Regions from separate parts of the Homo sapiens genome. Here region 1 is linked to region 2. Evidence: read pairs that join two places in POLR2A ChIA-PET (ENCODE). Cell type or tissue: GM12878. All regions are shown on one strand. Each heading gives the region's core, and the rest is flanking DNA. Links, peaks and the distances in the headings are about the cores only. Region 1 overlaps MSI1 (musashi RNA binding protein 1). Region 2 has its middle 14 kb from the start of CABP1-DT.

The links. ChIA-PET counts read pairs that join two places held together with the same protein. Peaks named below come from ENCODE experiments on the same cell type or tissue, not always from the same donor. Only the 100,000 strongest peaks of a DNase experiment are listed, where the experiment ranks them.
Region 1: POLR2A ChIA-PET joins it to region 2 with 7 read pairs; 1 of 35 experiments calls an interaction of 5 or more read pairs at or near these places.

What each region holds. Positions count from the first base shown.
Region 1 is chr12:120,354,650-120,359,039 of GRCh38, reverse strand. It overlaps MSI1 (musashi RNA binding protein 1), which reads left to right. Exons shown (of 15, transcript NM_002442.4): 7 at 1-35; 8 at 1,142-1,224; 9 at 2,021-2,138. Among named protein-coding and RNA genes, the nearest start is that of MSI1, 12 kb to the left of the region's middle. RefSeq lists enhancers at 1-55, 56-668, 2,105-2,605. In GM12878, for the core only: a CTCF peak has its summit at 2,341 (motif pointing left); a DNase peak (open chromatin) is centred at 2,319.
Region 2 is chr12:120,623,883-120,628,272 of GRCh38, reverse strand. No RefSeq gene overlaps it. Among named protein-coding and RNA genes, the nearest start is that of CABP1-DT, 14 kb to the left of the region's middle. In GM12878, for the core only: no CTCF peak of the experiment used is centred there; a DNase peak (open chromatin) is centred at 2,342.

The sequences.
Region 1 (4,390 bases), core at 123-4,122, 270 kb after region 2:
GCTGATGTTTGACAAAACCACCAACCGGCACCGAGGTGAGTGTGGCCCCCTCCCCCTTCCCAGGCTGGGCCCCGTGGTCAGCCAGGGGGCTGCAGGTCACAGCTGCCCTTTCATCTCGCCTTCTGACATCCTATCCCCCAGGATCTGCGTCCTCTCCCAGGCCTGGCCTTACAGAAGGCTTTTGTCCCACCATTTCCTGTGCTAGAAACTTGCCGAATTGCAGACACACGAGACGAACAGAGGAGTACCCACCCCCCCAGTCCCTGCAACCCACTGAGTCTCCTACCCCCACCCTAGTGGTGTCTGCCTCTGCCCGGGCTTACCTTGTCCCTGGTAACCAGAGCTTAGGCCAGGCCGCCCAGGGTCAGGCTGACTCCACAGCCCCAGGCAGTCACCTCCTGCCCAGCCCCCAGCCCCCAGCCCCGTTGCCTCTGAACCTGTGAGCATCTGGGCCACACCGTGTGCGTGTGCGCCACCTGGCTGTTTTTCTCCCGAGGGCCTTACCTTCTGAGAAATCCCTTTCCAGTCCCTGGGGCACACCCAGGAGGAGACAGGGTTGTTTCTCCAGTTGTTTCAGGACTTTTAGTCCATTTTGGGAGTGGGGTATGTGTTCTGTGTGTGTGTGTATTTGTATCTGTGCAAAAGGGGGTATCTGTGCCTAAATATCTGTTTATATCTGGTATGTCAGGGTAACTGCATGTGTCTGCGTGATACGCAGGTATCTAGATGTATGCATGCGTGAATGTGTGTCTATGTACATTTGTATGTTTGGACATGTACACCTTTGTGTAAGTTTAAATGAGTGTGCATGTGTGTTCCTTCTTCCCTCTTTGGAAAACACCTGAGGACTAGAAAAAGCATGTTGAGTGTATTCTCATCACAGCTCTACCACTTTCTAACTTGCTGTGTGACCTTGGGCAAGTTACTTCACTTACCTGAACCTTATTTTCCTCATCTGTATTCTGGGACTTGAAACCCTGTCTCAGTGGATAGTTGAGAGGATTCCAGGCTGTGAGCAGAGCCTTTCATTAACTCTCACTCGCCAGAGAGAGAGGAGCGGGGATATTGGTACGACCTGGGGTTGAGTTTTGACCCTGCGCTCTGGTTCTGACCTTGCCTTTATCCTTTGTCCAACCTCTAGGGTTCGGGTTTGTCACGTTTGAGAGTGAGGACATCGTGGAGAAAGTGTGTGAAATTCATTTTCATGAAATCAACAACAAAATGGTGAGTTGGGTCCGGGCGCAGTGGCTCACGCCTGTAAGCCAAGCACTTTGGGGAGGTTGAGGTGGGCAGATTACATGAGGTCAGGAGTTTGAGACCAGATTGGCCAACACAGTGAAACCCTGTCTCTACTAAAAATACAAAAATTAGCCAGGCATGGTGGTGCGTGCCTGTAATCCCAGCTACTTGGGAGGCTGAGGCAGGAGAATCGCTTGAACCCGGGAGGTGGAGGTTGCAGTGAGCTGAGATTGTGCCACTGCACTTCAGCCTGGGCAACAGAGTGAGTGAGACTCCGTCTCAAACAAAACAAAACAAAAACAAAAACATGGTGAGTTGGGATTGGATGGAGCGCAGGCACAGAGAAGACTGGGGCTCCTTGTGGGGCCTGCCAGGGAAGCTATGAGGTTCTAAAGGCAGGCAGAGGGGCTTCGAGTGAGTGGAGGCAGAGCCAGTTCTTCCAACCCCTAAAAACCTAGACAGGGAGGCAGTGTCACACGGTAGTTAATCAGGCAGATGACCTCCCTTCTCTGAGCCTCAGTTTCCACATCTGTCAAATGGGACTGGAAAAGCTCCTCCATCATAGTATTGGTAGTATTGGTGTAAGCATTCATTGAACGATTGCATGCAAAGCCGTTTACACACTCCCCAGCACATAGTGAGTGCTCCATCAGTGGTAACCATGAAATAGTTTTCAGCTGGACAGTGAAATTAATAAAATTAATAAAGGGGCTTTCCAGGGAACAAGAGGGCTAATGACTCTAGCTCTGTGGGAAAGACTAACCGCCAGGTCTCATTGCAGGTGGAATGTAAGAAAGCTCAGCCAAAGGAGGTGATGTCGCCAACGGGCTCAGCCCGGGGGAGGTCTCGAGTCATGCCCTACGGAATGGACGCCTTCATGCTGGGCATCGGCATGCTGGGTATGCGCGAGCCTGCGCCTGCGGCTTCTTTCTGCCAGAACTGCTCCCAGGACTAGCAGGGGCTGTGTGGGTGTTGCACCTCCCCTGTGGTCTGCCCTCCTCCTGTCTGAGTCATTGAGCAGGAGTGGGGACAAGGGATCTGTCGGGTCTGGCAGTCCTACCCAAGGTGGGGTGGTTTGGTTGGGGGGTGCTGCCCTCTGGTGGTAGCCAGCAGAAAGGTCCAACCATATTCATTGGTCCTGTCAATCTGTCCATTCTCTCGTCCATCCATCCCTCCATCTGTCCATTCCTCTATCCATTCATCCATCCAGTACACAGTTATTGAGCAACTCTATATGCCAGACATTATGCCAGGAACTGCAACAATGACTTTCTTTACAATCTGGCAGGGAAAACAAGTAAGAAGATAAAATAGATTTCAGATGCAGAAGTGTAGGGTGCCGAGGGAGTGTGGTCACAGGGAACTTGACCGTGACTTGGAGAAGTGGGAAAAGAAGTTACATTTAAGTTGAGTCTGCGGGTGGAGTAGGAGCCAGTGATGGGGAGGCTGGAGAGACGGGAAGGGGAAAAGTGTTCCAGGCGGAGGGAACAGCATTTGCAAAGGCCAAAGGCCTTTGGAGGGGGCAAAAGGAAGGCTGCCTGGTCTTATTCATTCAGGTAATATTTATTGAGCAACTTCTGAGAAGGAGAGCCTGCTCTCATGGGGCTCTCCTTCAAGTTGGAGACAGGAGTAAATGGGCACTGCCACTACAGAGTGACTGGAGGCTGTGGGAGGCCCCTAAACCCACCTGGAGGTTGAGGAGACTTCCTGGAAGAGGTGAAGGCTGCCATGAGCCTTGAAAGCTGAGCAGGAGTCAGCTGTGCTTTGGGTCCAAGACTGAGGGTGGTAAATCTGAGTTTGGCCCCCCAGGAAGCTCATAGGCTCCCTGGGGAGATGAGATGTGTACACACAGAAAGAGAACAGTACAAGGGGGTCTTTATGCCAGGCATGGGGGAGTGGCACACAGAGAGGTACTCTGGGAATTCAGAGGAGGGGGCACGGCATGGGCTAGAGGGTCAGAAGTCGGGGAGGCGAGCAGCCTCCAAATAGGGCACAGTCTTCCTTGAAGCTTTTCTTTTTTCTTTAACATGTTATTTGGAAGTAATCCCAAACTCAGAGGAGCTGCAAAAATAAAACAGTACAAAGAACATCCATATACCCTGTTATCAGATTCACCTGTTCTTAACATTTTGCCCCCATTTTGGTTGATCAGTTTTACTCTATGTGTATATATGTGTGTGTATGTGTGTTTGCAAATATGTATGTACACATGTATAGACACACAGACTTGTGATTTTTCACTGAATCATTTGAGGGCTAGTTACATGCATCGTGGCCCTTTACCCTTTGATGCTTCCTAAGATTAGGGATATTCTTTCATGTAACCACAGTTTAGTTATCAACTTCCTAAGTTTATAATTGATACAATATTTTTTTCTTTCTTTTTTTTTTTTTTTTTGAGACGGAGTCTCACTCTTTCGCAGGCCGGACTGCAGTGGCGGGATCTTGGCTCACTGGAAGCTCCGCCTCCTGGGTTCACGCCATTCTCCTGCCTCAGTCTCCCGAGTAGCTGGGACTACAGGCGCCCGCCACCGTGCCCAGCTAATTTTTTGTATTTTTAGTAGAGACGGGGTTTCACTGTGTTAGCCAGGATGGTCTTGATCTCCTGACCTCGTGATCTGCCCGCCTCAGCCTCCCAAAGTGCTGGGATTACAGGCGTGAGCCACCGCGCCCGGCCTTGATACAATATTTTTATCTAATCTACTTTCTATTTTCCAATTTTATCAATTGACCCAATAATGCTCTTTTTTTTTTTTTTTTTTTTTTTTTTGGTAGAGACGGGGTCTCACTATGTTGCCCAGCTGGTCTCGAACTCCTGGCCTCAAGCAATCTTCTCACCTCAGGTTCCCAAAGTGTTGTGGTGGTAGGCATGAGCCACCATGGCCAGCCAGACCCAGTAATGCTCTTTATAGAATATTTTTGTCCTTCAGAATAAGATCCAGGCTAGAATCAGGTATTGTAGTTAGTTGTCTTGTCTCTTTCACTTTGTTTTATTTAGAACATTGAGAAAGTTTTATTCTAAGGTGATTCATGAGCTGTTTTCACCCTTCATTTAAGAGGTGGAAAAAGAAGTTAGGCACCTTGGCTCACGCCTGTAATCCCAGCACTTTGGGAGGCTGAGGCGGGTGGATCACCTGAGGTTGGGAGTTCG
Region 2 (4,390 bases), core at 221-4,220:
TTACAACATAATTGTGCAGTAGAGTTTGTATGAGCTACATATAATTCAGAGAACAAGCATTCTCATGCCATCAAAATTCATGTTAACAACTATAAAGAGAAAACCCTAGAATTGAGGCCCCTGACTTTCAATGTAGCAGAAAATATATTTCAGTATTTAAATCTATCTAACAGATATTTGAAAGTCTACTATATGTCCAGCAAGGTGGTGATCTTACAGTGGGGGAAAAACATGGACGTGGCCCCTGCCTTTTTGAAACTTAGTCTTGTTTTCTAAAATAAATATGCTTCTAGGCCGAGCTCAGTGGCTCACACCTATAATCCTAGCACTTTGGGGGTGCTGAGGTGGGAGGATTGCTCAGGCCCGGAGTTTGAGATCAGCTCAGGCAACATAATGAGACCTCATCTCTACTAAAAATAAAAAATCATCCAGGCACGGTAGCGCATGCCTATGGTCCCAGCTACTAGGGAGGCCGAGGTGGGAGGATTGCTTGAGCCTGGGAGATCAAAGCTGCGTGAGCTATGATCATGTCACTACACTCCAGCCTGAATGAAAGAGCAAGACTCTGTCGCAAAACGATTTTTTTTAAGTAAATAAATAAATGTGCTCCTAAAAAGTTGAATGTAAATTGCAATTCCATAAATCAAATAATATGTTGTATGCTCATGGGGAGCATACTATTTGAATAATAATTTGTAAAATAATTACCCTTTAATCTTTTGAACTAATCAAATTTTTCATCCACCCAGGTACTTCAAATGAAATTTATCTTTAGTCTGTAGGGAGGATTGATCTCCTCCAATGCTCCTGGAATGGTGCAAATTGTGGAATGGAATTTAGAGGAGAGATAGGGAATTACCATTTATAGACCACATATAGAATGCTAGGCAATTTGCGTCTTTTAGCATATTTAACCCTGAGAAGAAACACATAGTCCATTGTTCTCTTCTTTTCTATTTCTGAAAATAAAGTTTTAAAAATTAGTATGGCAGGTGTGGAATTCAAAATCCATTTTTCTGAATGAGAAAGAAAAGCAAAATGATTCAGTGCAGGACTCTAAAAATTACATTATCCCCCAATTTCAGTGGCTTCCTGCTGCTCTTAGGATCAAGTCCAAAATTCTTCCCAAGGCCACTGTTCCCACGCCCATCAGTTCTCGAGACCATCCAGGCTCATTCCCCCTTGAAAGCTTTTACCCTCCTCAATGTCCCTGGTCCGTCTGCAACCTCTTTCTCTCCCAGCTCCCCCAGATTAACTCGGATGCATCCCTTCAGTTTCCACTCAGTTTCCACTTCCCAGGGAAAGTCTATCTCCCCAGCTGGGTCCTTGTCACTGTATCTTTAGTGCTGAACACCAGGGAAGGGCTCATTTGTTACCTGGGTGAACGGATGAGGAAGGGCTGCCCAGAAGGGCTGACCTGCCTCAGGCCAGCCATTTCCCTGGTTGGTTTCCTTTGGTCCCAGGGGCCTGGGAAAGCCTCCCTCAAACATGGAAAGGGTGACTGGGAGCACCTCCTGTAATCCCAACACTTTGGGTGACCAAAGCGGGCAGGTCGCTTGAAGCCAGGATTCCAGACCAGCTTGGGCAACAAAGTGAGACCCCCTCTCTACAAAAAAATTTTAAAAATAACTTGGGTGGGCCGGGCGCGTTGGCTCATGCCTGTAATCCCAGCACTTTGGGAGGCCGAGGCAGGCGCATTGCCCGAGCTCAGGAGTTCCCGAGACCAGCCTGGGCAACACGGTGAAACCCCGTCTCTACCAAAATACAAAAATTAGCCAGGCGTGGTGGCAGCCGCCTGTAATCCCAGCTACTAGGGAGGCTGAGGCAAGAGAATCGCTTGAACCCGGAGGGTGGAGGTTGCAGTGAGACAGGATCGCGTCACTGCACTCCAGTCTGGGAGACAAAATGAGACTAGGTCTCAAAAAAAAAAAAAAAAAAAAAAAAAATAGCTTGGGTGATTGTGCGAACCTGTGGTCCCAGCTACTCAGGAGGCTGAAGCAAGAGGATCCCTTGACCTGGGAGGCAGAGGTTGCAGTGAGCTGTGATTGCACCACTGCACTCCAGCCTGGGCAACAGAGCTAGACCCTGACTCAAAACAGAAAACATACGAAGGTCAAAAGAACCCTCATTTGAGGTTCTGGAAGGTCTTTGCCTTCTCTCTCAGCCCTTCAAGTGCACACTCGGGTGTTCCAAGGACCCCAAGCTCCAGCCGAGGTGAGAAGAAAGCTGTCCCAAGGGTCCCCACTGACGACAGAAAGTTCCTGAGGCCTCGCCCTTGAGGACTTGGGTGGCGTCAGGCCACGTGACTCATGGCGGCTGCGCATGCGCAGGGCGATTATTCAGCAGGCTCTCTCCAGTCCCGCCCCAAAATTGCGAGGGCAGGCAACGGTGCAGCAGTGGGGCTGGTCGGCGGTGAGAGGGGGTGGGGGGTTCCAGATATCACCTGAAAGGTCAATGTGGGGTGGGAGTGTATTGAGCACCACCCGGTGGCAGGCATTGAACTGCATTTTCTCACTGTAACTCCCACAGGCTCTGTGTAAGAGGGACGCACACATTGGTGTGTCCATTTTACAGATAGAAAAACTGAGGCCCCATTTTTTTTTGTTTGTTTGTTTGAGACAGAGTTGTGCTCTTATCGCCCAGGCTGGAGTGCAATGGCGCGATGTCGGGTCACTGCAACCTCCGCCTCCCAGTTTCAAGCTATTCTCCTGCCTCAGCCTCCCAAGTAGATGGAATTACAGGCACGTGCCACCACGCCCAGCTAATTTTTGTGTATTTTTAGTACAGATGATGTTTCACCATTTTGGCCAGGCTGGTCTCGAACTCCTGACCTCAGGTGATCCACCCGCCTTGGCCTCCCAAAGTGTTGGGATTGCAGGCATGAGCCACCGCGCCTGGCCCCTGTTGTCTTTAGAACTTGTCCAAGTGCACAAGTGCAGTACTGGGATTCCAAAGGCGCAAGCTCTCTTAAGTCCTCCCATATTCATAAGTAAAGTTTGTTTTCCCAAATTGTAGCCACCACTGGGACGGAGTTCCTTCTCTTCTTTTCTGGTAACCCCAAGCCAGCTGCCTGCATAGATTTATGTCCTGGCTGTGTGACCTTGGGCCAAGTCATATCATTACTGAGCCTGAGTTTCATCATCTGTAAAATGATCATGTAAGCCCGACCCGGTGGCTCACGCCTGTAAACCCAGCACTCTGGGAGGCCGAGGCGGGCGGATCACGAGGTTAGGAGATCGAGACCATCCTGGCTAACACGGTGAAACCCTGTCTCTACTAAAAAATACAAAAATTTAGCGAGGCGTGGTGGCCTGGGCCTGTAGTCCCAGCTACTCAGGAGGCTGAGGCAGGAGAATCGCTTGAACCAGGGAGGCGGAGGTTGCAGTGAGCCAAGATCACGCCACTGCACTCCAGCCTGGGCAACAGAGCGAGACTCCGTCCCAAAAAAAAAATTGATGACATAGTCAAACACTGTGGCACACGCCTGTAGTCCCAGCTACTTGGAAGGCTGAGGTGGGAGATCTCTTGACCCCAGGAATTCAAGGCTGCAGTGAGCTATGATCACACCACAGCACTCCAGCCTGGGCGACAGAGTGAGGCCCCACCTCTTAAAAAAAAAATGGGCTGGGCACGGTGGCTCATGCCTGTAATCCCAGCACTTTGGGAGGCCAAGGCGGGTGGATCACAAGGTCAGGAGATCAAAACCATCCTGGCTAACATGGTGAAACCCCGTCTCTACTAAAAATACAAAAATTAGCTGGGCGTGGTTGCGTGCACCTGTGGCTCCAGCTACTCGGGAGGCTGAGGCAGGAGAATTGCTTGAACCCAGGAGGCGGAGCTTGCAGTGAGCTAAGATCGCGCTACTGCACTGCAGCCTGGCGACAGAGCGAGACTCTGTCTCAAAAGAAAAAAAAATGATGACAATATTGCCTGTCTTTCATGACTTATGAAAACTAACTCTTCCAACAAAAATCTAGTGATCCCTACCAGATGCTAGGTATTATGCTAGTCCCAGGGAGTGCACCATAAAAAGAAGAGAAAACAAGAGATCATCTGGCAATTAAGCCAGATAGCGTGTGAACATGCTAATAAACTCCAAAGCCCTGTCAGGGATTGTTCTAGAAACCTGGGCAAGGTTGGACCCATTTCTCATTAAGAACAGATGAGATCTAAAAATGGGCTTGGCATCCCCATTGAAGCCTGCAGTTCTCCTGCAGGCTTCCCTTGTTGGAAGGTGGGCAGTTCTGCTGTGGGTTTCTCACAGCTGGCTCCTGAGGAAGTGGAAACAGCCTGTTACAGGTGTGGGGAATCACAGCCAGCAGGCTCGTCCCTTACATCTCCAGATCAGTGGGCGTTTCCATTGATTCATTAGAGAAGGGTCCGCGGTGCC